Regions from separate parts of the Homo sapiens genome. Here region 2 is linked to region 1. A link is a loop called in an ENCODE intact Hi-C map of the cell type or tissue named here. Cell type or tissue: HepG2. All regions are shown on one strand. Links, peaks and the distances in the headings refer to the core of each region. The heading gives the core; the rest is flanking DNA. Region 1 has its middle 8.6 kb from the start of CACNG4. Region 2 overlaps HELZ (helicase with zinc finger).

Region 1 (15,813 bases), core at 7,107-15,106:
CTTCTGTGGTCAGGCTGATCAAAACCTGTCAGTTCTGCACTCAAAACCCTCCAGATGATCCCCTGTAGCTCTCAGGGTGAGATTCCAGCTGCCCAGTTCAGCTGTTGGGCCGGCCGGCTCTTGTTGCAGCCGCTGCATTTCCAGCCCCTCTGACCCTACCAGTGGCCCTACTGTCTGGGATGGCTTTCCCCAGGCCCTCTTTCACGGGACAACCCTTCAAGTCCATTCTTCAAAAGTCGGCTCTGGGAAGCCTTCCCCAAGCACAGCCCTCTGCCCCCACCACAGCCGCCCAGATCACCCCACACCTGCTTTCCACACCTCAGCTGCTGATTTGCCAACTGCCCTCTCTCGGCACTGAGGGCCTGGTGAGGGTGGGAACCACGTCTCATTTGACTTTGACCTCCCATAACCTGGTGCAGGACCTGGCACTTAGAGGATAAATCAGTGCCCCGGGGCCACCACAAATGACCACAAACGTTGTGGCTTACAACACACATCTAACAGGGGTAGAATCAGGAGTGCAAGTCTGGCTGGGCTAAAATCCAGCCTGGCAGGGATGTGTTCCTTCCTGGGGGCTCTCAGGAAACTCTGTTTCCTTGCTCTTTCCAGCTTTTAGAGGCTGCCTGCATGCCACAGTTCATGGCATCTTCCATCTTCAGAGCCAGCCACGGTGGGGTGCGTGCTTCCCACATGGTATCACTCTGACCTCCTCTTCTGCCTCTTCCTTCCACTTTTAAAGGCCCCTTCCGATTCCATTTAGGCCAAACCAGGATAATCTTATTCCAAAGTCAGCTGATTTGCTACCTTCATTCCCCCTGCAACCTCAATTCCCCTTTATCACTCAACATAACATATCCACAGGTTCCAGGGATAAGGAAGGGGGAAGCCTTGGGGGGCCATTATTCTGTCCACCACAGTAAGAATTCAATCCTTCATGTTGAGCAAAGATGAATGAATGAGATGAACCTACAAACTTCATGGACCACCAATTCTTTGCACCTTTTTGCCTCTATCGTAAGTGGTTACTGAACTGCCTAAAAGTGCTTCTTTGGAATCACACACTGGAAATCATCTGTTCAGAGAAAACCCGCCGAGGCTGGGCTGCCTCCTCACCGTGACCACCGCACTTCACGAAAAATCTATCCAGGCCGTGGTGTCTGCACACGACCCACCCTGGCCCAGACCCAGGGTCCTGTGTCTGCCCTTCTCCCCCATAAGTGGGTTGCCTTTCTTCACGAACCCCAAACATGCAATGGAGAATCACCCCTGCGAGTTCACTCCCCACTCTGGTACCTTCAGTGAACTCTCCTGGCACAAGTGGGTGGATGCCACTCTAGAAAACCATATATAGGTAAAAATCTGAATTTGCAAGGAGGGTCTGTTAGAAGTCGATTACTCATTACAGAAGGATACACCACGCGGTCTCTCTAAAGTGCAGGCTTCCAGGAGCACTTCAACACAGGAGCTGGTGTACGACTTTGAGAGTGACAAGAGGCATTGTCTGGCAGGCGTCACATACTCCACCACCCACAGGAGCCAGCCAGGAAGACAACGGAAATGATGAATCAAGCCCAGTAAGAGAGTCCATTGCCAGATCGAGGCAAGCATGCACAACGTCATTTTATGCTGGTAACGTGACACGGTTCACAATATTGTCCCATAATTCTATTTGGACAGCTCCTTCTCTTAAGCCTAGATCAGAGTTAGCTAGCATCCCCCTCCTCCCCTCCTCTTTCTGTGTTTTTATTCTGGGGGAGAACTAGAGCTGGTTGCTACAGCAACCAATTTATTTCTGCAAGTGCATTTTAACTTCCCTCAGATGTTCTATTTGATGGGAACTTTTCCCTTCTTGGGGTCTGACTTTTGCAGCATGCTTTCACTAAGCCTGCAAACCCTTCCTTTTCTGCTGCCTTAGGGTTAATACACACATTTACTTAACACAGGGGGGAAAAAAAAACACAAAACACCCAACTTTAAAAACAAGGCATTTGGAAGAGAGAGAAAAACAAAGTAATTACATTTCCAACTCTGCTGTCATATCAAACTTGTAGGATCTCGGGAGCTGCGGCGTTTACCATACAAGTGTTGGTTCTTCTTTACTCCTCTCCTCACCATATAGCTCAGAAAATATATTCATTTACTTTTTCACTCAACGAATAATTTATTGAGCATTTCTGTATGCCAGGCCCTATGCGTTAGGTGGTGGAGTTTCAGAATTGAACAAAACAGACCTGGGTCCCTCCTGGAGTTTGCCAGGTATGAGAAAGACAGGCTGACATGCAAAGACACACTGACATGCAAATCCTGATGTTGATTATGGGGGTGAGAGCTATGAAGAGAGGAGCACGCCATCCAGACTACTGGTCTGGAACAGCCTCTCTGAGAAGGTGATGTTTCAGCTGAGATTGAACTTGAGACTGAACTTGAACTTGAAACCAAGAATTGAGACCTGAGAGAAAGAAGAACTCTCTCTGAGCTGGAAAGGAGCTTGGTAGATTGGAGGGAGGGACAGTGGCCAGTGTGGCAGCCTCTCAGGGAAAAGGGAACCTGAGCTCAAGGTGCAGTTGCAGGTAAGGACCAGATCACATAGGACAGGCCAGGTGTGGGCATTCATATTGACCCTCAGTGCACGGGAAGACTCTCTGACATGGTTTTCAGCAGACAAGTGAAGTAATTGACATTTGCACAGATCCTCTGGCTGCCAAGGAGAGAACGCATTGAGGGAATGTAGGTGGCAATTGTGAAGGAGAAGGACAGTGTCGCTGGAGGAGGGTTTTCCAGGCATCCAGAGGAGAGAAGCAGGTGGCCTGGCCAGGAGGCGGCAGCAAGACAGGGAACAGTGGACAGGGTAGAAATGCATCTTGGACATAACACTGGCAGGATCTGGTGATGAGTTGCCTGTGGTCTGTGGCCTGAGCCACAGGCCAATGGTGGTGCTGTACTGAGATGGAGAAGCTGGAGAAGGAGTAGGTTTGGAAGGAGGAAATAGACTCCATGGCACCTGCCTCCTGCTCAGAAGCCTTGTCATGCAATTCCTCTTTATGCAATTCCCCTTTTGAGTCTGTCTCCCTCTCTGAATGGGAGGTTCCATGAAGGCTGGGGTCACACCTACACAGTTCACTGCTGTATTTTTTTTTTTTTTTTTTTTGAAACAGGGCCTTGCTCCATCACCCAGGCTGGAGTGCAGTGGTGCAATCTCAGCTTACTGCAGCCTGGAACTCCTGGGCTCAAGCCATCCTTTCACCTCGGCCACCCAAAGTGCTGGGACTACAGGCATGAGCCACAGTGCCCAGCCCACAGCTCCATTCTGAGTAGTGCTCACAGTGCCTGGCACCGGAAGGCCCTCGGATAGCCACTGTATTCATTTCCTAGGGTTGCAGTAACTAATTACCGGATGGCTTAAAAAAAAAAAAAGAAACATATTTTCTCACAGTTCTGGAAGTCAGAAGGCTGAAATCCAGGTGCAGATAGGGTTGGTTCCTTGAGGAAGCTCTAGGAAAAACCTGTTCCGCGACTCTCCCTCAGTTTGGGGGCTGTTGGTAGTCTGCGGTGCTCCTGGGCTTGCTGGCACCTTGCTCCAATCTCTGCTTTCTCCTCTGTGTGTCTTTTCCCCTTCTCTCCTAAGGACACTTGTCATTGGACCTAGGGCCTACCCTAATTGAGGATGATCTCATCTCAAGATCTTTAACTTGGTTACAGCTGCAAAAACGCTTTTTCCAAATAAGGCCACATTTGCAGGCTCTGGGCATTAGGACTCAGGCATACTTTTTGGGTGGTCACAATTCAACCCACTTCATCCACCAACTGAGAAAATGAATGAGTGAGTACCCGGCGATTTCTGGTTGATTGGAGAACCAAGTGTAACTCAAACGCTGGGTCAGAGAACAAAGCCCTGGCTTTTCAACCAGCCTTCTGTGGTAGCTGTTTGTATTCACCGCCAGTTTCTCTAAGTTGGTCATTTAGGGATGCGTCCATAACACAGCATGTCAGGTAGGTGACTCACAGTGAATAAACTGAAGAGAAGCTGAGTCATAGTTAAAAGCGGACTTAACATTCCAAAGGTGAACAGCAATCCAGCCTCGAGGCTGAAGCCATTCTTATGCCTCTGCCAGCCAAGGCAGAGACAGATAAATAAATACCATCACTGAGCCAGGCGGCACAGCGCGACCTCCAGGCCCGCACCCCTCTCAGGCATCCTGCCTGGCCGGTCTACCTCCTTCCAGAAGCAATGAATATTTCCAGCATGGAGCAGGAGGCAGGTCAACAAATGCTGCTCTAAACATCTTGGTCAAGCTTGCTATGACCTCCCATCCTGCCATACACACCTTAGGTCACAGGCAGCCTCCTCTCCACACTGCCACCCTGCAATGAGGGCCACCCCCTCTGGAAACTACAGGGGGTCAAAAAGTGGGAGGTTTGTCTGTGTGCCCCACAATCCAGGCAGAGAGGTCCAGGGCAGAGGGGACCTTTGAGGGGTACATGGCACCCTTCGAAGGCCTCAGAACACGTCTGCCTTTACAAGCTGACCACAGCCACCAACACTTAGTCTTAGGAACCCGACTTCTCTCTACCTATGAAGGTTTTCTGCAAGGTTTTGTCTCCTAGAGACCCTGCCCCATCCCAGGCCCTGCCCGGCTGACCATCCCCCCCTCCAGTATGAAGAGTCTGCCTGTCCTGATCCAAGACAGGCAAGGACCAGACCCTGGAGGAAGGCAAGTGACATTGCAGGGGGACAAGCAGAAAAGTGTCTGAGGAGCCCAAAGGCCAGGCTCTCCTGGGACTGAGAGCAGCAGCTCCGGCTCCAGGAACACACAGGGATGCACATGGCAGGAACTGGGGCTGTCACGAGCAAGGCCAAGTGCTCTCCCTGGGTGCTGAGTTTCTTTGATCACCAGACCTGAGAAGGGCCCTTTTCCACAGGGGCCTTGGGACTCCTGACTGCTGCCTCAGCATGAAAGTGTCCTGTCTCCCCAGCTGAGCCCCTCTCTGGGAGGCAGGTCCCCATCCCCTGGGCCTTCCTGCTGGGGTGTGCTGCTCTCCCCACATTGTGTGGGCACCAGCACTATCCACTTAGCACCTCAACCCCCCGGGGCCTCTTCACTCGTCTCCCAGGGGCTCCCCTAAAAGCTACTTGCTCCTGAGCTCCAATTGTAATCAAGTCCCAAAGCAGCTGGGTTTAAAGACACAATTATGCATTATGGATAAAGGGCAGGTCACCCTCCCCCGCCAGCCAGCTGGGCATCTGTGCTTGCCCCACGGCTCCCATCAGAGGCTCCAGCAGGCCTGTCCCTCCCCTGGGCACACAGAGCAAGCCAAGGCGCCCCTTGGTGCCCGCAGTCCCAGGAGCCGAGCACGGGGCTCCTGGCTGCAGCCGCAGAAAGGCCCTCTTGCTGGGATCCCACTACAAATTGATGAACGCTAATGACCTGCTTCCTCCATCTGGTACCACAATCATGAAGATGCTCCCAAACGCTGGGAGTTGGGGGGTATTCTTTTTTTCTTTTCCTTTTTGCCTTTTTTTCAAATATTTATGAAGAGATTTTCCATTTATCCTGACACGTCTTCTCCACCGTGGGTGTCAGCTAGGAGGGCTCAGACAACAAACTCCAGAAGGTATTTTCCCCAAAGCAGCATCTGGCTCCGTTGGCAAGTACAGCGGGTGGTTTGCTGGGAATTGGCCGAGGAAGAGGGAGGAGGAGCCACAGGCTGGCAGCCTCCGGTCCTGGCTCTGTGATGCTCCCAGGGATGGGGCTGGAGCATCCCAAGAGAGCAGCCAGGATACAGGACCTCACAGGCACCCCCACCAGCCTCTCTCTCACTCTCACCCTTCAAGTCTTCTGGTCTGATGCCAAAGCTCCCCAGCTCCCCAGGTAAACCACCTGGGTGGTGACCAGTTCTCCACGGCAGCCTCTAAGAGTCTTCTTCAGCGACAATTCCCAGTGGGACAAGTTGGTAAAGGAGAGGGTGCTGGCTTGGCCCCTGCATCTCAAGCTCTCCCCTCCCAGGAAGCCTTCTAAAGGCAGAGCCAGAGGCCTCCCTCATTCTCCCTGATGGGCATTTCCCACCTTTGGGGACAGTGTGACCCACACCGGGGACAGAGAGAGTTGGCTGGGCAGCAGGGCTAGAGGTAGCAATAAGAACCTTATGGAATCTCCCAGGTCACACCAGCTTAACTGCTGTCTTCTGTACTCACTGTGGCAGAGCCAGCCAAATGGATCCAGGAACCCCCAGCCCCACATTCCTTGATAGTTACCAGAGTCTGAGCCAGGCTGTATCTGCCAAAGATGAATTCTGGTGAAAATCAAACACTTTCCAGGAGATCTTGGGTCCAAAGGCATCATGGCTTTGTGCCCTTGATCTTGCCTGGGCTGCCCATCAGCAACCACTGGGGAGCTTCAAAAAATATCAATGCCCAGCCCCACTCCAGCATGGTCAGAATACCTGAGAGTGGGGCATATATTTCTAAAATCTCCCAAGTCATTGCCAAGGGCATCCGGGGTTGAAAACTATTGAGCTATGGGAAGACTATGTCCCCTGGACACAGGCAGTCCTAGACTGGAGTCCTTGCTCTTTCACTTACTTGCTGTGACCTGGAATCAGTTACTTGCCTTCCCAAAGCCTCAGTTGCACCATCTCTAAAATGGGGATAACAACATTTTTCTTGTCCTAGGGTGCCCAGCACATGTAACTGTTTAACAAAGTCAAGCTGCTATTAATCATCTTCCATCACGAACCCATCTTCCAGGACAAGAGACTGCTGGTGTTGAGTATGCAGAGCAGCCCAGCAAGGCAGCCGGCCAGGCAGCTGCTTCCAGCCATGCACAGAACTGGGACCTTGGAACTGTTACCTCCCTTACCTGCAGAACAGCCTCAAGGTCTCACCTCTGGGTACCAAGGCTGCAAGAGGGCAATTCAGTCCTTACCTCTGGGTACCAAGGCTGCAAGAGGGCAATTGAGTCATGGGCCATACCACTCCCCAGGTGATGACACTCCCAACAGATACAGCACCAGTCAAAGAATATCTCTCTGAGGCCGGGTGCGGTGGCTCACACCTGTAATCCCAGCACTTTGGGAGGCTAAGGTGGGCAGATCACCTGAGGTCAGGAATTCGAGACCAGCCTGGCCAACACGGTGAAACCCTGTCTCTACTAAAAATTCAAAAATTAACCGGGCATGGTGGTGCATGCCTGTAATCCCAGCTACCTGGGATGCAGAGGCAGGAGAATCACTTGAACCTGGGAGGCGGAGGTTTAAGTAAGCTGAGATTGCGCCACTGCACTCCAGCCTGGGTGACAGAGTTAGACTCCGTCTCAAAAAAAAAAAAGAATATCTCTCCTTGAATTTTATTTTGTTTCATTTTATTTTAATTTATTTTATTTTTGAGATGGAGTCTCGCTCTGTCGCCCAGGCTGGAGTGCAGTGATGCAATCTCAGCTCACTGCAAGCTCCGCCTCCCGGGTTCACGCCATTCTCCTGCCTCAGCCTCCCAAGTAGCTGGAGCTACAGGCGCCTGCCACCACGCCCGGCTAATTTTTTGTATTTTTAGTAGAGACGGGGTTTCACTGTGTTACCCAGGATGGTCTCGATCTCCTGACCTTGTGATCCGCCCTCCTCGGCCTCCCGAAGTGCTGGGATTACAGGCGTGAGCCACCGCGCCCTTCCTCTCCTTGAATTTTTAAAGGATCTAGAGCATTTAAAGTATCTCCTCTAGGAAGCCAATGTGTCTCCCATCCTGTTTATCTGGAAATGGTCTGCTATCAGATTCAGCTGAGAGTAGAGCCAGATGCGAGTGTTTGAAAACTCACTCTGCTTGGCACCGCCCTGGGTGGGCCAGGGTGGCATGGGGAAGCCCTGAGGCCCACCACAGTCATGCAGGGAGCAAGTGCTTCTGGGCAGACACCCCAGTGATCCTGCAGACCACTTGAAGAGGCCCCCAAGGCCCCAGAAGCATTGCTCACTCATGAGTAAATTCGATTTCTTATTTTGTGTTATGTACATCTCCTGGTGACATCTGCTGATGCCAGACCATCTTGCCTGGGTCAGCAGGGCACCAATGTCTTCTTCAAATCTCATGGCAGCTCTACCAAAGCAGGTGCCACTCTGCCAATGGATTGCTGGGATGAGTGGGCCTGGAAGAGTTGAGTTGCTTGCCATAGCCCTTTTTGTATACCACACTTTGCCGCCACTTCCTGGACAAGAAAAGAATTTGAAGAGAGTTTTGGCAACTGACAGCAACGATTTCTTTTCTTTTTTTTTTTTTTGAGATGGAGTTTCACTCTTGTTGCCCATGCTGGAGTGCAATGGTGCGATCTCCGCTCACTGCAACCTCTACCTCCCAGGTTCAAGCGACTCTCCTGCCTCAGCCACCCAAGTAGCTGAGACTACAGGTGCCTGCCACCACGCTGGGCTATTTTTTTTGTATTTTTTTTTTTTTTTTTGAGACGGAGTCTCGCTCTGTCGCCCAGGCCGGACTGCGGACTGCAGTGGCGCAATCTCGGCTCACTGCAAGCTCCGCTTCCCGGGTTCACGCCATTCTCCTGCCTCAGCCTCCCGAGTAGCTGGGACTACAGGCGCCTGCCACCGCGCCCGGCTAATTTTTTCTAATTTTTTGTATTTTTAGTAGACAGGGTTTCAGCGTGTTGGAATTATTTTATAATAATTCGAGGCTGGTCTCGAACTCCTGACCTCAGGTGATCCACCCGCCTCGGCCTCCCAAAGTGTTGGGATTACAGGCGTGAGCCACCGTGCCCAACCAGCAAAAATTTCAATAATGTCTTCATCCCCAAGAAGACCCACATAGGTTCCAAGGAGACAATATGAACCAATAGGGAGGGCTCTGCTAAAAGGGGAAAAAAAACAACAACAGTATTTCTGGATTAGATAAATTAATGGGTCTGTATTACGAAGGGTGCTGGAGTCCAGTGACATCAGTGGTTGTTGGCAGTTGAGGATAAGCAGTAGCTTCAACTTAGTTGTCAGGGAGTATTAACGAGCAACATAATAAAAGTTATTGTTTATTTAGTAAGTATTTAAATCAAAATTATAAGCACAGGTTCTGTATACAGATCGCAGAGGTTTAAAATCAGGCAACGCTTGGCAAGCAATTTACCTTCTCCATGCCTTCGTTACCTTTTGGTAAAATGAGGTCGATAACAGTATCTATCTCAAAGTATTTTGGAAAAAATCAAATAAGTTAATGTATGGCCAAGCACGTCGAATAGAGCATGATACACACAAAGAGCTCAGTAACCATCAGCTATTAGCATTTTTGTGTGAATGTTTTCCCTGGGCTTACTGACTCTGCATGATAACCAACGCAATGAGGCCAGTGTTTGGTTTCCCGTCTTACTGGGGCCCAGAGAGGTTCAGCCACTAGTCCTAGGCCACACAGCTGCAAATGACAACGCAGAAGTGGAAACGCAGGTCAGCCTGAATCTGATGACCTTTCCTTTCTACCTCATCAAAAGGCTTTGGAGATAAAAGCAACGAAGACCCAGCAGCTCTTCTGTGACAAGCAGGAATCACGGACATAGGAGGCAGAGGGCAGGGAGTCAATTGATAGCCTCAATCCAGAAAGATGTCTGCAGTATAGAGCAAGCCTTCCCACCCAGTAGCAAGCAGAGCTCCAGGAGGGCTGAGACCAACCCACCCCCGACCCCCTAGCAGCCAGGTGAGAGCCCAGGGAGGCTGGAGATGAAAAGGAAGGTGTGGTTCTGAAGGCGAAGGTACCTGAACCTCCATGGAACCAAACCTTTCATTCAGCAACCAAGCCCTTAGCAGAGTTGCACATAAAACGCGCCCTCTTCTTCCAGCCCCTGCACCAGGCTGTTATATTTTAGGAATTAAAAGCTCCGCTCTGGTAAAAGCACAAATGACACATGTTTGCTGAAGAATGTGCTGTCACTGACCATCCTCCCCGCCCCCTCCCGCACCTGTTTTCAAACGTTTCAGCCTCTGAGTGCAGACGATAGCCTCCTCGGGGTTCTTCTCAACCCTTTGAGAGTCTGCTCAGTTTCAGAGGCCAGCTGTGGACAAAGGAACCTCTCGGCCTGTTTGTCCTGTAGAGTGTTTTGAAAAGAATGTTCTCAGAATAACCAGCTGATGCTAAAGCGTGCTGGGCCGGAAGCTTTGGCCAAGCCAGGCCGTTAATATCAACATGCTCATCAACCGGGCTAGTTCCAGAACAGATTCTAGCAAGAGAGGCCGCCTGCAGGGCACAGTCCATACTGGGATCCGGTTTGCAAACACACAGGTCTGGCTAAGCCCACACGGACTTCACTCACAGTTCACTGTGTTGTTTACTGTTTAAGGGTACTGGGTTTTTCTGCCATCACAGTAAATGGAAAATGCCCAGGAGAGGGTAGCAGCCAGAGGCCAGAGGCATCTCAGAGGGGCCACTGGGTACCTGGGTCAGGGGCTGGCCCTCCGCCCTCCACTCTGGCCAGCATTAGGGCAGGTGCTGGGGGTAATAGCCAGGAGGGAGGAAGAGAAGGGTGGGCTCCCAAGGCTGGTAGCTTCTAGAACCTGCCTGCCATCAGCCCAGCTCACTCCTATCTGCCCAGGAAATGGGGAGCCTTCTCCAAACCCCAAACTCCAGACCCACTGCCAACAGCTTAAAAAGCACAGCTGTTTCCTAACCTCTCCACCCTCATGTGAATTTTATTATTATTATTATTATTTTTAGATGGAGTCCCGCTCTGTTGCCCAGGCTGGAGTGCAGTGGTGTGATCTCGGCTCACTGCAACCTCCACCTCCTGGGTTCAAGTGATTCTCCTGCCTCAGCCTCCTGAGTAGCTGGGATTACAGGCGCCTCCCTCCCCCTCACCTAACCATACCTGGTTAACTTTTTTGTATTTGTAGTAGATAGGGGGTTTCACCATGTTGGCCAAGCTGGTCTTGAACTCCTGACCTCAAGTAAGCCACCTACCTCGGCTTTCCAAAGTGCTGGGATTACAGGCGTGAGTCACCACACCTGGCCCCTCATGTGACTTTGATCATCATTTGAACTTGATTTCATCTGGATAAATATGTGAGGAGGAGCAGGGGAGGAAGAGACGGGCAAAGAGGCCTCTGTGCCCTTTAGGGAGTGGGGTGCAGTGTAGTAGCAGATGGAGCCCAGCTGTGCTCCAGGCAGAGCTGGGTTCAAATCCTGGTTCAGCCACTTGCTCTCTGTTTAGCTGCGAGTTCACCACTTACACAATGGGGATAAAAGTGTCCTCTTTATGTGGTTGTTGTGATGGATAACTGAAAGGAGAGACTCAATGACTGGCACCCAGAGGACACTCACGAAATGCTATCTCCCTTCTCTCTGCATTTCTAGGTCCTGGCCTGGCATGGAGATGGTGAGTGTGCCACTGTTTTATCGCAGCTGAGCTGGAAAAAAAAATGCTGTGTATCCAGCTTCCATCACCTTGAATAGGATATCCGTGATAAGCAAATGAAACGGAATAAACTTGAATACATAAAGCCATGTAGCATTTTCTGATCTCCCTCAAAGGAGTCTACTGAAATACTGAAGCAAAAAAAAAAAAAAAAAAAAGAAAGTCATCCTTGCAGCGTGCATAATCTGATGGAGGGGAGGCTGGTAGGACCCGGATTTCCAGGCATTCTTCTTAAAGGCTGAGCAGGCTGGATGGGTTGCAGATAAGCCTCCACACCGAGCCGAGCCCCGGAATCTTCTGAGCCTCATCCCCAAGCCTTGGCTATAGAAACTAGAAATCATGCTTTGTGTCAGTTCACCTGAGATCTCACCCAGGCTCCTCAAATCCCCTCACTAAGCCTTCTGAAATCACCAGAACCATCTGCTTTGGGTTCAGAAATGAGATACTACAAAAGTTGACACACAAAGGTCATTATTTCTGGAGGACAAAGGGGTAAAACAAAGCTTTTCCTAAAGGCTTTGGGAGCTACTGCAGAAAGCGACTGCGTTCCCCTGGCTGGTGGAGGGCCTCTCCCGTCTTCTCGCCCGGGCTGCAGATGGCAGCCAGCTTGGCCACTTGGACGTGCAGGTTATGCAATGTGAGCATCCTAATACCGTCTTCCCCTCCCACAGCCGCCACCCGGCTGCCTCACCCTGGAGCTGGGATTGTCCAGGGCTCTGGGCTCATTAAGACTCTGTCTTCACAGCCAAAGTAAAGTGAAGAATTGAGGTAATTACCTAAATGATTCAGTAAGGAGGAAAGACACCACCACGGGTGGAAAAAGATAGTTTGGGAGACTGGTCCAAGTGACTGGCAAATATCGCCACCTCCTCAGCTGGCAAGGGAGGTAATAATACACGTTTACTTGTTCACACCCCCAGCAGTAACATTTATATGGGCGGTGGGGGGCAGTTCATGGTGGGAGAGGATGCCAAGTGTCCAGTCTCTCCAGAACAAGACCAGTCCAGGACCTCCTCCTAGGCAAGAGGAGAGCACATCCCTCCCTTGATTCTGGAAGCGTCACATGGGAGAAACTCCAGGGTCCTCAGGCAGCAGTTAAATACTGTCATTTAGAGTTCTGTAATCTGGCTGAGCAGAAATTTCCAGATTTAAATTGTGCTCACCCAGGCATGATGAATGGTCTCAGCCAGTCTTGGGTTTGCTCCAGCTCCCTGTGCCGGCGGTCAAGTCCTTATGCGACTCCACAGTCTACACCCTCATCACCGCAGGACCAAGTGCAGCTGCCAGTGGGTGTCCGCAAACAGAAAGGCAAACTGCGGAGCTCCCGTTGGGGTCCCCCTGAATTAATAGGTAATAATAATGACACAGCCCAGCAGTACTTAACAATGGCAAAGAGGCTGTTTAGCGTCCTTGGAAAAACTCTGGCCTTGAAGTCACTGAGATTTGAGCTAAGATCTGACCCCACCATCCTCCAGGTGTGAAACCTGGGGCAAGTTACTCAGGTCTCTGCACCTCAGATTCCTCTGGTGTTGTCAGGGGGTGATAAGTGAGAATTAACAGTGAATGTAGGCCGGGCACGGTGGCTCACACCTGTAATCCCAGCACTTTGGGAGTCTGAGGCAGGTGGATCATTTGAGGCCAGGAGTTCGAAACCAGCCTGGACAGCATGGCAAAACCCCGTCTCTACTAAAAATACAAAAGTTAGCCCGGCATGGTGGCACACACCTGTGGTCCTGGCTACTCAAGAAGCTGAGGCAGGAGGATTGCTTGAACCCAGGAGGTACAGGTTGCAGTGAGCCAAAATCGTGCCACTGCACTCCAGCCTGGGTGACAGAGTGAGACTCCATCTCAAAAAAAAAAACCACAACAAATTTTTTAAAGTGGATGTAATATATGCTTCCTAGACAGTGTTGGGCTTACTGTCTCTAAAAAAAGGCAGAAAAGCCAGAATTTACTGCCCAGTCCACAAACGGTGGCTAAGCGTACACCACACGAAAAGGGGCTTTTTTTTTTTTTTTGAGACAGTCTCACTCTGTCGCCAGGCTGGAGTGCAGTGGCGTGATCTCGGCACACTGCAACCTCCACCTCCTGGGTTCAAGTGATTCTCCTGCCTCAGCCTGCGGAGTGGCTGGGAATACAGGCGTGTGCCACCACGCCCAGCTAATTTTTGTATTTTTAGTAGAGACAGGATTTCACCATGTTGGCCACAATGGTCTCGATCTCCTGACCTCGTGATCTGCCTGCCTCAGCCTCCCAAAGTGCTGGGATTACAGCCATGAACCACCACGCCCGGCCCAAGGTTGCTTTTTTTTGACCCTTGAAACAACTTTTTTTTTTTTTTTTTTGAGACAGAGTCTCACTCTATCACCCAGACTGGAGTGCAGTGGCATGACGTTGGCTCACTGAAACCTCCGCCTCCCGAGTTCAAGCAAATCTCCTGCCTCAGCCTCCCGAGTAGCTGGGATTACAAGTGAGCACCACCACGTCCAGCTAATTTTTTTTTTAGTAGAGACGGGGTTCCACCATGTTGGCCAGGCTGGTCTGGAACTCCTGACCTCAAGTGATCCCCCTGCCTTGGCCTCCCAAAGTGCTGGGATTACAGACGTGAGCCACCGTGCCCAACCAACCCTTGAAAAACTCGGCAAGTTGCACTAGAGAGGTATCCTTTTCCCAGGTGGTTTCGGCTCATCCAGATCACCTTGCTAATTAGTCCCGGAGCCAGCATGAGGTGGTGACTGACTTGGCTTCTGGTCCAGTGCATTCTCAACTCTCCCACACACTTTTCTGCAAGTGGAGGAGTGAGAGCTGGTCTACCAAGGTTCTGATGAAGGAAGATTTTGGTTTTGTCTCCCTTGGGATGAACATGAGGACTGCTTGCTTGGAGGAGGGACCCACCACCTGTCATCTCTGCCATCTAATAGGTGATTGGGGGAAGCTGCTGCTCTCCACCCCCGAAGATCAGGTTCATGCAACTTACATTCATTTGTTTCTCCCAAAGTCCCTGAGGAAGGCTGCAAGTAGGACAGGGTGGAGGGGGATGTTCCTGAGTAACCCAGTGGCTGGCTCAGGATATGGATTTTCACACCATGCTTTGTGGAACCCGGGGTCTAGAGAGGTGCTTTGGGGGCTGCAGTGCGTGTGTGGGTGGGTGAGTACCAGTGCCCTGGGCCCCTCATTCAACCAGAGCCATGCCAGCCCTTACCTACAAGGCTAATTGGTAGGAGACCTGGTTTGTTTACATTGCGCTTCCATTTATGATTTAATTTGAAACAATGATTTGTTAGAAGAGGAAGAAGAAGAAGAAGAGATGGAGGAAGATGAAGAGGAAGAGGAGGAGGAGGAGGGGAGGAGGAGGAGGAGGAGAGAAGAACTTGGGATTCATTTTCCTGGAGTTTCTGAGAACAGAACCTAGACTTAATCCTAGTGGCTGTTAGGGTTGGAGGTGGGTAACCCTGTTCTGGGTCAGAGCAAACCATCTCACACCTTCTGGTCCACTTAGACATACATTGGGCACCTGCTGGGTGCAGAACTCCAGATCCGGTGGCAGGTGGGTTAAAGTAAATTAGAGATGATGACCCTCGTCCTTTGTGACTTGGAAAGCAGAATAGACACCCCAAGGGCAGAAGGGGCCAACAATCACTGTCACAGCCAGCCTGGTCCTCAGGCTCTGTCACCTTGTGATGTTTGTTTTTTCCCTTTATGTATATGATCTATTCCTCCCAATCAGACTATAATTTTCCAAGTGGCAAGAAACAACTCTCACTCAGCAAACATTTGCTAAGCCCTTACCATGTATGCCAGTCACAGGAAAGGCTCACAATCTTGTGGGACAGAGAACAGTGATTTCAACACGGGGAGTGGGGACCAGGGAAGGTGCCACAAAGAAAGTTAAGCTTCGTCTTGCAAGAATAGCAGCACTCCCTATACCTTTTTCCATATCCTGGGGTCCAGTGCAGCCAGGGATGCCAACAACAGGACCACCTGGACATGTCAAAGGGTGCTGCACCTCCTGATGCTGGGCTCTGAGAACCTCCTGGAGGGAGGGGTTTGGAGCTGGGTCTGGAAGGAGGAGTCCGGACCGGCTCCCTGGAGAAGGGAGTGTGTCCAGGTTGGGATCACGGCCAGCAGCAAAGGCAATTAAGTGAAGCCAGCAGGGGTTGGGGTCAGAGGCTGACAATAAAGGCCAGGGGAGGGAAAGCCGGTTAAGCTCGAGCAGAGCAAAAGGCAAAACGAAATAAAGGCATTGCGAAAGGTTGGGAGAGAAAGGGAAAAGGCTGGCGGGTGGAGTGTTGGAATCTAACACAACTGGAGTGTCCCTGGACTCTAGCAGTAATAGACCCTCAGAAATGTGAGCACAGAGGAACGCCCCATCTTCAATCTCAGCCTTGCCACCACTCTAGAAAGCAGAGACCCTGTGTTCTCCCCAAAGGAC
Region 2 (15,813 bases), core at 4,593-12,592, 270 kb after region 1:
CACCAGTTGCAAAAATGAGGCAATTCTGTAGAGAAGACTCTCGATTTTGATGCGTTCTATTTCCAATGGACAAGGCCCTGTGAAGTCTGCCATGGAGTACTGGCCAAGAGAAAGAAGGGCCTCTGTGCAGTGCTTGAGGGCCATTTCATAGTCCTGCCTCTTAAGTGATTCACATGCTTGTTCACATGACTTTTCAGCTCTTCTGTCTTCCATGACTCAGGGACAAAAATCCTACAGACAGGGAGAAAGAACAAGAGAAGGTTTTTTAAACTTATTAATTATAAATTCTAGCCCCATTCCTATCTCAGCTGGCTTAATTATCTATCTGAATACTCTCAGCTAGCCTTTTGATCAAGGTCACAGCTAAGCAGCAGCTATTGATGCTACAAAATCTATACTTCTCTTTGATATTTTATGAAGTCTTTACTAAGATTCAAGCAAAATGTCAATCATAAGCCAGGATCATACCAACAATATAACAAATTTATAAATGAGGCAAATTTAGAAATGAAACATGACTGTGAATACCGCAAAGTATACAACAAACCATAAAGGATCCCCTTTCTTAACCAAAGGGACAGAAACGTTTCATATCCAAATCTCCAAATTTCAGTTTCCTAATTTCAGTCTCACAGTTCTGTGACCATGATTGCAAAAAACCAAAATCTATACCATGCAGGATTATTTCCCACCAATTAAAAAACTGGTTGGAACTGTATGAACTGTCCATTAATTCAATTCAACAAACATTTCTCGAGGGCCAGGCCCTGTGCTAGCAGCAATGAATGCAAAGACAGGGCATGTCATCTCTGCTTTCAAGAAACTCAGATTCTAGCAAGACAGGCAAAGCACAAATGAACAATTACAAAAAAGACTTATTCCATCTGCCTAAAGGCATGAGCTGATTGCAAAAGGTGAACAGGAGTTCACCATACAGATGACAGGGAGAGCAAATGTGAGCTTTTCAGAGAGACGAGTTCAAGTGAAATCACCAAGGGGAGAAAATACACAGCCTAAACTCAAGGTACATCAGAGGAGTAAGAGAAGCTATGAATGACCTCAAATGCCACAACAAGAAGCAAGGGTTTTATTCCACAGGCAATGGAACACGATGAAATTTTTTAAATACGGAAGGAATCTATCAAACATAAGTCCTACCAGTTCTATAAAGAACTGGTTAGAAATAGAAGAAATCACAGCTTGCCACAGGGGAAGAAATGGCAAACATTGCCATTAGTAAGAGATCACTAAAATAGTCCAAGTAAGAAATAGCAGGAGTTTACACGTTGTTTCTCCCTAGCTATAACACTCATGGCAGGGGTGGAAAACTTGGACACAGAAGACCGACATCCTTTGACCTGACATTCACAATACTGCTCCAAAGAGTCACTCTTGCTGACCATCTCTGTCAAACTTACAGATTGCTTTCCGTGCCTGCATCCACCTTCTCTCTCTCCTGCTCCTCCCTACCTTCCACCTTAACCGCTGGCCTTACGGTACTTCTTTGTCCCTTCCGCCTGCCTCCAGCCTACATATATGTTCTCTGCCAGCCTTCTCGGCTTTTATAATGACACATGGGCCCTGCCCTCTCCTCGCTGTGCTGTAACCATCTGCTGCCAATAAACTGCAGTGCAAGATGAGGGGAGAAAAGTCATTGATGGGCAGCTCATAGAGAGCAGCAGGAGGCAAGATGACAGACATCTGAAGAGGTCTAAGCCCCTTCAGCTTTTGAGATTCTTGGTCTACCAAAACAGTAGAAATAGCTAGGGAATGAGATAAGGGAGAGTTCAAAAAGGACTTCAACAGTATTTGTCAGCATTTGTTCAATATTGGGGATTTACACATGTGGTACAATATAACATTCCCTACTTTTCTCAGTTTGGAATTTTTAATTTTAACACTTTTTTTTGAGACAGGGTCTCACTCTGTTACCTAGGCTCGAGTAGAGTGGCACAATCACTGCTCACTGCAGCCTCGACTTGCCAGGCTCAAGCAATCCTTCTAACTCAGCATCTTGAGTAGCTGGGACTACAGGCATGCACCACCATGTCCCGCTAAATCGTTATTTTATTTTATTTTTGTATTGACAGGGTCTCCCTATGTTGCCCAGCCTGGTATCAAAACTCCTGGGCTCAAGCTGTCCTCCCGCTTCAGCCAACCAAAGTGCTAGGATTACAGGTGTGAGCCACTGCACCAAGCCTAAACTAACACTTTTAATATAAAAAAAGAAGAAATTTAATTGTGTTATTAAGATAACTCCCCCCCCCCCAAAAAAAAAGAGTACTGTATTCTTGGTCTTTTACATGGTTTCCCTTTAAACTTCCTCAGCTTTCCTTCAGGGAGGCTGTAATTCCCAGTTTAGTTTAAGGGTAAGGGGATTTAAATAAGACACAGTTGGTATGCATGCCTGTTACACAAACATACATTGATGTGGGTGAAATCAATTGTTCAATAAAAGTCAAAAATAATTTCTGTATCACTACAGCAATGTTGCCCATTAGACAAAGAGTGGCATTACAAAATTACTAACTCATGATATAGTCCAGATATAAAATATCAACACTATTAACATTTTGGGCTCAATAATTTTTTGCTGTGGGCCATTCTGTGCATTGTAGGTTATTGAGCAGTCATTATCCCTAGTCCTCACCAGCAGATGTCAGTAGCACGTCCCCTGACTTGTGACAACCAAATATGTCTCCAGTAAATGTCTGGAGAAGGCAAAATCAGCTCTAGTTGAGAACTACTAATATAGACAAGCATACACTGCTTGCCAGATAACAGCAACACAAGATTCATAAAGTCCATGGATACCAGAGGCCCTAGAATTAGCAAATCTTCCCTACAGAACTCCCAGCCCACATCCAGACCAATAATACAAAAAGAAGTCGTAAGAAAACAAAGCTAATAATGCACCAGCTAAAATCTTTCTTAGGAATGAGTATAGCACAGTGATCCAGAGCACAGACTGGGAACCAGAATTCACCAGCTGCACCACTCTCCAGCTGCATAGCCTGGGGCAAGTGGCTTTACATGGATTATTTCAACTTGCTCACCTCTAAACTGGGAAGACAACTAATACCTACCTCCTAGGGTTACTGCAAGGATTAAGTGAAATAATACCTATAAAGTACTTAAAAGAATGCCTGGGACATAAGTGCTCAATAAGTGTTAGCTATTATAATGTCTCTAAAATTCCTTATTTTCACTTTATATAAAGTTTTTTGTTGTTGTTGTTGCTGTTTTTTGTGTTTTTTTTTTTTTTTTTAAGAGACAGAGTCTCGCTGCGCAGCCCATGCTGGGAGTGTAGTCGTGCAATCATAGCTCCTGCTGCCACACACTTGGGAATCATCCTCCTTCCTTGGCCTCCCAAAAAGCTGGGACTACAAGTGCATGCCACCACAACCGGCTAATTTTTTTTTTATTTTTTTGTAGAGACAGGGTTTCAATGTGTGGCCTAGCCTAGTCTTAAACTCTTGGCCTCAAAAGATCATCCCAACTTGGCCTCCCAAATGCTGGGATTACAGGCGTGAGCCACTGTACCCAGCCTACATAAAGCTGAAATCACTTTACTGATCTCAACATACAATACGGTATAGACAATGAAGTATTATTCTATGTAATTACTTTACCTACTTGACAGAGGATTTTCACCTATTTTCTCCATCTCAATACACTGGTAATGATTATCCAAAGAATAGCCATTGGAGAAAAAAGTATATCTGCAAGTCACTGACAAGGACTAGCTAAACCGTAAATCTGGCTATGAGGGATGATCACAAAGATTAATATCAACAATGATTCCCAAACATATTAGCCAGGGAGAGCTCGGTAACATTAATATGTAAGTAGAGATTAAGCGCAGAACTATGAATTTCAGGAGCTTTGAGAGGAAATGACTCAATTTACGACCCTTCCTCAGAAGTGGATATCTACCCCAATTACCTTTGTTAATCAGGGCCTGATGACTAGTTTCCAAGATCTACCTGAATCACAGTAGGGTCACTTAGCTGTAGTGTGGAACTCAATACAACGCATGCTCCGTTCAGCTGTTTTGTCGAGCTTTTCAGAAAACAGCATGACCTTACTGCACCCACTCCTTCTGAAGAAGCTAAAGTGGTTTATCAAGCATAAAAGCAAAACTGTCTGTCAAAGTCAAAATGAGAAAACATCTCAGGCCATGCTAAAATGGACTATGGATAATACGCAGTGAGAGATCTAGAAGTACTTCTAAATGAGGCCAGCTCCCAGATACACTTCAAGAGTGTAGCTGACACCCCTGCCTAGGACACATCGATACATCTGTATCTATTGTATGTGATCCTGCTACCTGAACGTAACAGCCAGATCCAAGGGCAGATACTGACTAAGTGAGGCCGGGCACGGTGGCTCACGCCTGTAATCCCAGCACTTTGGGAGGCCGAGGCGAGTGGATCATGAGGTCAGGAGATCGAGCCCATCCTGGCTAACACGGTGAAACCCCATCTCTACTAAAAATACAAAAAAAAAAAAAAAAAAATTAGCCTGGCATGGTTGCGGGCGCCTGTAGTCCCAGCTACTCGGGAGGCTGAGGAAGGAGAATGGCATGAACCCGGGAGGCAGAGCTTGCAGTGAGCCGAGATCGCGCCACTGCACTCCAGCCTGGGCAACAGAGCGAGATTCCGTCTCAAAAAAGAAAAAAAGAAGATACTAAGTTGGGTCTCTAAGGATTTTTCCCACAGGGACAGAGTGGCCCAGGGAATGGAAGTCGCTGGAGCTGAGTCACATTAAGCACATTAAGCACACCAATGTAGGAAGAAGCATCACATTCGCCCATTGCTGAGGTCCGCCCCATCTGTCTTGACTCTTTCTCTTCCTGTTAAAAATTATCCAAACTTGGCCGGGCGTGGTGGCTCACGCCTGTAATCCCAGCACTTTGGGAGGCTGAGGCGGACAGATCACCTGAGCTCAGGAGTTTGAGACCATCCTGGCTAACAAAGTGAAACCCCGTCTCTATTAAAAATACAAAAAATTAGCCGGATGTGGTAGCACATGCCTGTAGTCCCAGCTACTCGGGAGGCTGAGGCAGGAGAATCACTTGAACCCAGGAGGCGAAGGTTGCAGTGAGCTGAGATTGCGCCATTGCACTCCAGCCTGGGCGACAGAGCAAGACTCCCTCTCAAAGAAAAAAAAAATATCCAAACTTTTATCAAAGGAACATAAAACACTAATTTCCTTTAAACTCCTATCCCTGTGAGAAACACTGACTTGGAGGATGTGACTTCACAAGCAAGAAAGCTGAAATCAGAAACCAGGACTCTAATCCAAATCCACTAACTCCTCTGATCTGTTGCTGACCTATAAAAAGAGACTAATACCATGCAATGAACGTTAGTTGTTCTGCCACCAAATACCCATTCCCTTCCCTGGTAATAAAAGCCCACGATTTCCCTTCGAGAATTCACCTCTCCCCATCTCTCAGACCATGTGGTTCCTGAAGAGCTAACTCCACCAGGGATGTGGGGTGGCATGTGACACTAACTGGCCAATCCGAGCCTCACAGCCCTGAACACAGGGATTGGCTCAGGGTAGGCCATATGACCCTGTAAGAGCCAATGAGACACCATGAGACTCGCTGAGGCTTCTGGGAAAGAAACTGAAGCTCCTTGCAGCTGAATCTAAATTCTGAGAAACTACAGGGGGTTGAATATACCGCAGCCATTTTTCTTACAGTGTCAGCAACTGAAGTCTATACAGGAAAAGGCAGAGCTGATTCACAGGGAGAAACTAAGTCCTGATGACATCACCTGACCCCTGAATCCAGCTCTGGCTAGCTGTGCCTGGACTTCGAAGTTAGGTAAGCCAAGAAACTTTTTTCCAGCTTAAGTCAGTTTAGGTTGATATTTCAGGCAGTTGGAACCAAGACAGTCTTAATTTAGATAATCTGATCAGTACCAAATGAGCTGATAATTGTCTTGTAAAATAGTGTATACACGATTATTAATAACAATGATCATGTTATTTATTACTAATAACAGTAAGTGTAAAGAGAAAAAATAAGTGAGCATGGGAGACAAATGGCTTAGTGTGATATATGATTCTTCTGTGTCTTAAAAATATAAGCCTAGGTTTCCATGCCCATAGTGCTCATGCAAACATGGTGAACGTTGCTAAAACCCGCCGGACTTTCTGTAAGAAGTGTGGCAAGCACCAACCCCACAAAACGACACAGTACAAGGGCAAGGATTCTCTGTATGCCCAGGGAAAGCAGCGTTATGACATGAAACAGAGTGGCTATGGTGGGCAAACTAAGCCGATCTTCCGGAAGAAGGCTAAAACTACAAAGACGACTGTGCTAAGACTTGAGTGCGTTGAGCCCAAACAGATCTAAGAGAATGCTGGCTATTAAAAAGATGCAAGCATTTTGAACTGGAAGGAGATAAGAGAAAGGGTCAAGTGATCCAGTTCTATGTGTCATCTTTTATTATGAAGACAATAAAATCTTGAGTTTATGTTTAAAAAATTACATATATATATAAGCCCAAAGCATTTGTTTTAACAACTTATAAAGTTACTTCAGTAATAACAAGAAGCTTTTACTGAAGGTTCATCGTGTGCCAGATGTTTAAAAGATTATATGTACGTAATCTAATTTAATCCTCACAATGACCCTATAAAGTAGATATTAGAATTGTTATTATCATTCCCATTCACAGATGAGGAAACTGAAGCACAGAGTTAACTTATCCAGTTACACTGTAAACGACAGAGGCAGGATTCAAATCCAGGCAGCCCGACAACTCCTACTTTTACCACGACACTGATTCTGAGCCCACAAGCAACTAAGGTTCTAATGCTATTCCAACAGAGTAAAAACTCAAAGTCCAGCACTCCCAAAAGCACCAAATGTGACAGTGAAATATCACCTTTTAATTCTGAAACAGGGTTAACATAGTTCTGCATTATAAAAAGTATGTCTGTGTTAGTAACCGCAATGTTAGTGATTACCATTTTAAAAAATGTAAAACACACACACACCCCTAAGCCAATTATCTCCTTGGTTAAGCAAAAATCCTAAGTGTCCCAAGACAAAGGAGTGTATTAATTAGCACCATCTTTCCATAAAATGGTAACATTTGCATCCTTCCACAAAAGTCAACTTTCAGACAGTATCCCATCCCTAACTTACTTTTTGCCACTTTTATAAAACAGAAACTTGTTCTAAAATTGATTCATCTTAGCACAATCTGACAAAAGAGCAAAATCGATAAATTTTATCAAAATTAAACATTTTTGTACCATGAAAAAGACACTGTTAAAAGAATAAAAGACAAGTTAGAGACTGGGAGAAATTTTGTGCAAATCACTTATTTGAAAAAGGATTCAGATCTGAAATATAAAGAACTCCCTGACGGGCGTGGTGGCTCACACCTGTAATCCCAGCACTTTGGGAGGCTGAGGCGAGTGAATCACAAGGTCAAGCGATCAAGACCATCCTGGCCAACATGGTGAAACCCCATCTTTCCTAAAAATACAAAAATTATCTGGGTGTGGTGGCGTGCACCTGTAGTCCCAGCTACTCGGGAGGCTGAGGCAGGAGATCGCTTGAACACAGGAGGCGGAGGTTGCAGTGAGCCGAGATCGCACCACTGCACTCCAGCCTAGCAACAGGGTGAGACTCCATCTCAAAAAAAAAAAAAAGAAAAAAGGAAAAAAAAAAAGAACTCCCAACAGTCAACAATAAGAAAACTAACCAAATAAAAACTGAGCAACAGATTTCAACAGATACTCCCAAACAGGATATAATGATAACAAATAAGCACATAAAAGATGTTCAGTGTTATTAGCCATTAGGGAAATGCAAACTAAAGCCATGATTAGATTCCACTACATACCTATTAGAATGGCTAAATTAAAAATATTGATAACACCAAGGGATGTACAGTAACTGGAACCCTCATACATGGCTAGTAGGAATATAAAATGATTTAGCCACTCTGGAAAAAGGGTTTGCAGCTTCTTATAAAATCAAATACACACACTACACTATATGACCCAGCAATCCCCTTCGCCCCTCAGATACCACAGAGAAATGAAAACTATGTTCACACAAAGATCTGAACACAAATGTTCATAACAGTTCTATTCATAATTGCTAAAAGTGGAAACAACTCAAACGTCCTTTAATGAGTGAATAAACAGACCTCTTTGTGATATAAAACTACTCAGCAACAAAAAGGAACAAGTATTCAATATATGCAATAACTTGAATTAATCTCAAAAACATTATGCCACATAAAAGACCCCAGTCTCAAAAGCTGACATACTGTATGATTCCATTTATACAATCTTATTCTCAAAAATATAAAACTATAAAAATGAAGAACAAGATCAGTGGTTGTGAGCAGGTATGGGGTGGGTAGGGGTAACTATAAAAGAATAGCATGAGGGAGTTTTTAGGGTGATGACACTGCCCTGTATCCTGATTGTGGTGATGGCTGCACAAACTAGACATGTGTTAAATTAGTAAAACTGTATAGCAAAAAACATCAATTTTACTATATGCTAATTTTTATAAAATTGTAAGAATTATTTTTAAAATATGACCTAAATGTCACATTTGACTTTTTTTTTTTTTTTAAGATGGAGTCTCACTCTGTCGCCCAGGTTGGAGTGCAGTGGCGTGACCTCAGCTCACTGCAACCTCCACCTCCCAGGTTCAAGCAATTTTCCTGCCTCAGCCTCCCCAGTAGCTGGGACTACAGGCACACACCACCACACCCAGCTAATTTTTGTATTTTCAGTAGACGGTTTCGCCATGTTGGCCAGGATGATCTTGATCTCTTGACCTCATGATCTGCCCACCTCGGCCTCCCAAAGTGCTGGGATTACAGGTGTGAGCCACCACACCCAACCGACATGATTTTTTAAAACTACAAAGAAGAAAATGCAGCAGGATAAGTGTGCTGTGAATAAACAGAAAACCCATGCACTTCCCTTCCTGCATATGTAGGTTTTAGAGACAAGAATGGAGCCTCAAAAAGAACCTCTCCAAATGGAACAATGATTGAGCTCTCTTGGCAAAAAATGTAGAATACTTTTGAAGAATTGCATCATAGCTAGATGGTTGGTCCAGGACCAAAAGTAAATGCTGGAAGAAAAACAAAATCAATCTTTCCACTCTGAACCTCTGTCTGTGACAGTATGAGAAGAACCACCAGACCACCTTGAAATCAAGTCATGAAATATGCTTTTATTTTAAAAATCAGCTATATTCCTCAAATTAACTTCTCTTGTTAATGTAGTTATGGTCTTCTTTGATCTCAAAAGACCAAATCCTTTGTTAACAGAGAGACTTTAAGCAAAAGTAAACTGATCAAATAGCAAGAGGCCACAGTAGTAACTAAAATTTCTTCTATCTAAATTCAAGATGATTTCTGCATCTCTGTCTTATACATTTGCCTATTAGAAAAAAAATATGTATCTACCACATAATTAACTTAGGTGCAATGAATCAGACTGCATTTCTAAAGGTTTTAGAAGACTGATGAGTTATGTTAACCATAATCACTATCTCCTTTGATAGAAATTACTAACATCCGTAATTGGTTCTTAATCAGACCCCAAGATATCTTTACTTACTAGGCTATATAAACAATAAAACTTAAAGGACAAATATAATAAAATGCACGTTTCATTATATAACAAAACAAAAATTTGTATCAGAAGAATTGCTAGAAAAAATTGGATATCCACATTTTTTAAGTTAGTTATTTGCCATTAATTCTTCTAATTGCTTTCCTTGTGGAAATTCGGTTACTAACCTGAAACTAGAAAGTAAATACACTTTGGGAGGCCCAGGCCAGCAGATTGCTGAGCTTAGGAGTTCGAGACCAGCCAGGGCAACATGGCGAAACCCCGCCTCTACCAAAAATACAAAAAATTAGCTGGGAGTGGTGGCACAAGCCTGTAGTCCCAGCTACTTGGAAGCTGAGACATGAGAATTGCTTGAACCCGGGAGGCAGAGGTTGCAGTGAGCAGAGATCACCCCACTGAACTCCAGCCAGGATGACAGAGGAGACTTTGTCTCAAAAAAAAAAAAAATTTATTGTGACGAAAGAAAAGCCAAATTGATACATTATTATTATTATTATTATTATTATTAGAGACAGAGTTTCACTCTTGTTGCCCAGGCTGGAGTGCAATAACGCAATCTCGGCTCACTGCAACCTCCACCTCCCAGGTTCAAGAGATTCCCCTGCCCGAGCCTCCCAAGTAGCTGGTATTACAGGCATACGCCACCACACCAGGCTAATTTTGTATTTTTAGTGGAGTCAGGGTGTCTCTGTGTTGGTGAGGCTGGTCTCAAACTCCCAACCTCAGGTGATCCGCCCGCCTCGGCCACCCAAAGTGCTGGGATTACAGGCATGAGCCACTGCACCCAGCTGATACATAATTAAAGTAACCCAAGTGAAGAGGAAGAAAGCCTATCAGAATGTGCCCCTTTCCCCACTGAGCAGCAAGGCCCTGGTAAGCCAGTGTGGCTAAAGTGTATCATGCTTCCTGAGGGAGAAAAAGTATACTTTAGAGATGGCACAATAACTCTGAAATGCCTATAAAATAATGTCAAAGCTCATTAACAGATATCCGGGCCACCACCAATCTGGCTACAACCTCACTTGCCCATCACCCCAACACAGGCCCCAAGTACACAGTCAGGCCTCTGAGACTCTGATAACATTGTTCCCTCTGCCCAGAACATCCTTTCCTCGCCTCTCTCTGGACCTAAATCCTACCCAGATTTTAACGAATGCTTCAACATCTACTTCTCTAAGATGCTCTCCTCCCAAAACTAAAATAGCATTACTTCCTATAGAATTAATTGGCCTCTGAATCATCTATTATCTTGAGTTAAATGCATCGTGTAAAATGCCTTATCTGCCCAACACAACTATCTTATAAATTAGAATCCATTTTATACCATCTTTATCCCCATGACAACCATTCAATTCACTAAAACCATTCCATAAATAATTAAATTTCCCAAAGATGACCTAAATGCCAAGCATACCAAGAACTGTCCTGTACCAAATTCAGTTCTCATTAGCATGTCAAGTCACAAAGAGGCATGTTTTATTACCTTTTAGTTCATCTGCATTTTTCCAAAACTGGAATCTATATAGTCCTATAGTATACACAGGCAAAATAGTCTGCAAAGTAGTTTTACTCATTGTACTGTACTTAATATTCAGCCAGACTTGCATTTTTCTCTAAAACATAAAATCACTGAGTATGCAAGAAGCATTAGAAGAGAGACTAAGCCTACAGAGAAGAAAACTAGAAACTAAGATCATCAACCGTGGTCTCTTTTGAATAATCATTTTCATAAAGAGGTAAATTCTCTTAAATTTTAGAATAAGTGGAATTTAGTAGAGTATAGAATGTTTTAAATACATAAAAGAAATATCCTGATGGGCCTTCTGCCATCTGTTTTAATGACTGAGATAAACTGAATTTTCTAAAAATTATATCAACAGCTAAAATTGAGATTTTTTTTCCATCTATTACTTTGATTTTTCCTGATCCATTTTTCAGGGTTTCCAGCAATTCTGGAGCTAGCCTTCTTAGTTTCAAGAATTCCAAATTGTTTCTTGAAGAGTTTGAGCCTCTTCCCAAATCACTTAACATGCTTATTAATTTAAAAGATATGAAGAAACAAAAAACCCATACTTAAGAAGCAAGCAAGGCTGGGCACAGTGGCTCATGCCTGTAATCCCAGCACTTTGGGAGGCCGAGGCAGGCGGATCACGAGGTCAAGAGATGGAGACCATCCTGGCCAACATGGTGAAACCCTGTCTCTACTAAAAACACAAAAAATTAGCTGGGGTTGGTGGTGCATTCCTGTAATCCCAGCTACTTGGGAAGCTGAGGCAGGAGAATCGCTTGAACCTGGGAGGCAGAGGTTGCAGTGAGCTAAGATCGCGGCATTGTACTCCAGCCTGGTGGCAGAGTGAGACTCCATCTCAAAAAAAAAAAAAAAAAAGCAAGCAAATTATACTAAAAGGCTGACTTCTAGAAAAGGTTACTGCTTGCCAAGAAAATTATATTACTATAAAACATTGTCTATTCTTTTTGTTTCTTGATTTTTGCTTCCAGATTATCTGTGTAGACACAGAATCACATTACTACTACCACCAGTACTATCACAGCCCCTTAAAAGCCATCTTCAATTTACCAACAGATTATGTTCTAATGCTGTATTTTCAAATCAGACTTTAAAACTGAGAACAGAGTTTTCTATACAGTGTTAACAATAAGGTTACTGGGAAGATTTAAAGTGACAAAAGCAAGTTACAAAATAATATATATGGTATAATCCCATTTTGTAAGTAAAAAACAGATTATAAATAATGGTCATCTCATTTTTGTGAAATATGTAAGTATTGAATATTTTGCATAAGAAAATCAGGAAGGATAAGACACAGTCTAATCATGAAGAAAATACCAGAGAAACCCAAATTGAGGACCATTCTATTAAATATCCAAATAGTACTCCTGAAAACTGTCATGAAAAACAAAGTCTGAGAGGCTATCACAGCCCAAAAAAGACTAAGAAGACAAAACTGCTACATTCATTGCAGGATTCTGGATAGATTCTGGAACAGAAAAAGGGTATTAGTGGGAAAACTGGTGAAATCCAAATAAAGTCTAAAAATTAGTTAATAGAAATGTACCAACAATGGCTGGGTGTGGTGGCTCACGCATGTAATCCCAGCACTTTGGGAGGCCAAGCCAAGTGGATCACAAGGTCAGGAGATCGAGACCATCCTGGCTAACATGGTGAAACCCCATCTCTACTAAAAATGGAAACAATTAGCCAGGCGTGGTGGCAGGCGCCTGTAGTCCTAGCTACTCGGGAGGTTGAGGAAGGAGAATGGCGTGAACCCGGGAGGCGGAGCTTGCAGTGAGCCGAGATCATGCCACTGAACTCCACCCTGGGTGACAGAGCCAGACTCTGTCGGAAAAAAAAAAAAAAAAAGAAATGTACCAACAATGGTTTCTTACATTTGACAAACGTGCCGTGGAAACCTAAGACATTAACAATGGGGAAAACTGGGTAAAGAGTTTATGAGAACTCTGACCTATACTTCTTAATTTTCTGTAAATCTAAAATTATTACAAAATGAAAAGTTTATTACAGGCCAGGTGCGGTGGCTCACACCTGTAATCCTAGCACTTTGGGAGGCGGAGATGGGTGGATCACCTGAGATCAGGAGTTCAAGACCAGCCTGGCCGATATGGTGAAACCCTGTCTCTACTAAAAATACAAAACTTAACCAGGCGTGGTGGCAGGCGCCTGTAATCCCAGCTACTCAGGAGGCTGAGGCAGGAGAATTGCTTGAACTCGGGAGGGGGAAGTTGCAGTGAGCCAAGATCACACCATTGTACTCTAGCCTGGGACAAAGAGCAAGACTCCATCTCAAAAAAAAAAAAAAAAAAAAAAAGTTTACTACAAAAATAAAACTGGGTATCTCCAGGTGATGCTATTACAGCTTTTTTATTCATCTGTATTTTATAATTTTTTTTTTTCGAGATAGAGCCTCGCTCTGTCACCCAGGCTAGAGTGCAGTGGCACAATCTCAGCTCACTGCAACCTCCGCCTCCCAGGTTCAAGCGATTCTCCTTCCTCAACCTCCTGAGTAGCTGAGATTACAGGCACACACCACCATAACCGGCTATGCCCGGCTAATTTTTGTATTTTTAGTAGAGACGGGGTTTCACCATGTCGGCCAGGCCGGTCTCCAACTCTTGACCTCATGATCCGCCCGCCTCAGCCTCCCAAAATGTTGGGATTACAGGCGTGAGCCCCTGTGTCTGGCATTGTATTTTAAAATTTTTAACAAGCAATAAGTTTTCATTGTCATGGAAAACAAGACTTAGTCCCAGAAGACTTAAGTTAATTCGCCCAAAGACACAAAATTGCGGCAGCATAGGAATTCTGGAATTAATTCTCTTTACTCTAGACCCCATGCAGAGACCTAAGAACATACCCTATTAAACTTTTTGACTCTTCTTACTTGCTAATACACAAAATTTAAGGTCACCAGATTACTTTTGCTTCACTATAATTGATGCAGAGGGAGGAAACAGATGAAACAATACTGAGAGCTGTTGAAGTTGGACAATGGGTACATGGGCATTGATTACACTCTTCTTTCTACTTTTGTATGTCTGAAAATGTCCATAATAAAAAACTTTTAATTAAAAAATAACCAGCCTGGGCTTGGCGCAGTGGCTCACGCCTGTAATCCCAGCACTTTGGGAGGCCAAGGTAGGTGGATCACTTGAGTTCAGGAGTTCGAGATCAGACTGGCCAACTGAGTGAAACCCTGTCTCTACTACAAATACAAAAATTAGCTGGGCATGGTGGCACATGACTGTAATCCCAGCTACTGGGAAGGCTGAGGCAGGAGAATTGCTCGAACCTGGGAGGCAGAGGTTGCAGTGAGTCGAGATCGAGCCATTGCACTCCAGCTTAGGCGAAGAAGCGAGACTCCGTCTCAAAAAAATAAAATAAACATAACCAGCCTGGCCAACATGGTGAAACCCCATATCCACTAAAAACACAAAAATTAGCCGGGTGTGATGGCATGCCCCTGTGATCCCAGCTACTTGGGAAGCTGAGGTGGGAGAATCGCTTAAACCTGGGATGCGGAGGCTGCAGTGAGCTGAGATCGCACCACTGCACTCCAGGCTGGGTGACAGAGCAAGACCCTGTCTCAAAAAATTTAAAAATAAAATTAAAAGATAGAAAATAAAGTCCTCACTCCCCAACATAACTATGGCACTTCCTACTCTCTATTGAGCACTGCTGCCTGGGTGAGGAGACACCACCGCTAAGAACCTTCAGCATTTCTCAGTGTGAAGCAGAGAGAAAAGTCATGGACTGGGAATCTTGAAGCTTCCATGTTGGTTCTACTTTAACTAATTGTGAGACCTCACTGAGTCCTCTTAACTTTTCAGGGCCCTAAACTTCCTTAGCTGTTGCCCCAATAATCTCTGAAGTTCCTTCTAGGATTAAAATTCTGATTTCAACTTTCTACAAGCTCCTTAAACTCAACACAATCAAAACCAAATTCATCTTCATTCTAAACTCCTAAGAGCCATTCTCCCTCCTGACTTCCCTATTCTTTTTTTTCTTTAATGTCCCATTCTTCCAGCCACCCAACCATAAAAACCACAGCCTCATCTCTGACTTGAGACATAGAACTCAAGTTCTGTATACATAGAAACCCCCACCCCCGTCTCTACTAAAAATACAAAAATTAGCCAGGTGTGGTGTCGGGCACCTGTAATCCCAGCTACTCGGGAGGCTGAGGCACGAGAATCGCTTGAACCCGGGAGGCAGAGGTTGCAGTGAGCTGAGATAGCACCATGGCACTCCAGCCTGGGCGACAGACAGACTCCATCTCAAAAAAAAAAAAAAAAAGAGAGAGAGAGAGAGAACTTTGGGAGGCCAAGGTAGGTGGATGGCTTGAGCTCAGGAGTTCAAGACCAGCTGGGCAACGTGGGAGACCCCCATCTCTACAAAAAATACAAAAATTAGGTGGGCGTGGTAGCTTGTGCCTCTAATCCCAGCTACTAGGGAGGCTGAAGCAGGAAAATTGCTTGAACCTAGGAGGCAGAGGTTACAAAGAGCCGAGATGGAGCCACTGTACTCCAAAAAAAAAAAAAAAAGAAAGAAAAAAGAAAAAAAAAAACACAGAGATACAGAATTAATTGTTCCCACCCTACCCCATCTAATTAGTCACCACATCTCTCCATTCAACCTCC

Evidence for each region. A loop is a pair of places that touch in the nucleus more often than their neighbours do. Peaks named below come from ENCODE experiments on the same cell type or tissue, not always from the same donor. Only the 100,000 strongest peaks of a DNase experiment are listed, where the experiment ranks them.
Region 2: a loop joins it to region 1, with 21 times the contacts of the local background. A loop is called at or near these places in 1 of 110 quality-filtered maps.

What each region holds. Positions count from the first base shown.
Region 1 is chr17:66,948,172-66,963,984 of GRCh38, forward strand. No RefSeq gene overlaps it. Among named protein-coding and RNA genes, the nearest start is that of CACNG4, 8.6 kb to the right of the region's middle. In HepG2, for the core only: no CTCF peak of the experiment used is centred there; DNase peaks (open chromatin) are centred at 10,170 and 10,953; H3K4me3 peaks cover 467 bases; H3K27me3 peaks cover 2,550 bases.
Region 2 is chr17:67,218,592-67,234,404 of GRCh38, forward strand. HELZ (helicase with zinc finger) reads right to left here. Exons shown (of 33, transcript NM_014877.4): 4 at 4-231. The coding sequence starts at 213. It also overlaps the pseudogene RPL36AP48. Among named protein-coding and RNA genes, the nearest start is that of HELZ-AS1, 18 kb to the right of the region's middle. RefSeq lists an enhancer at 5,422-5,716. In HepG2, for the core only: no CTCF peak of the experiment used is centred there; no DNase peak of the experiment used is centred there.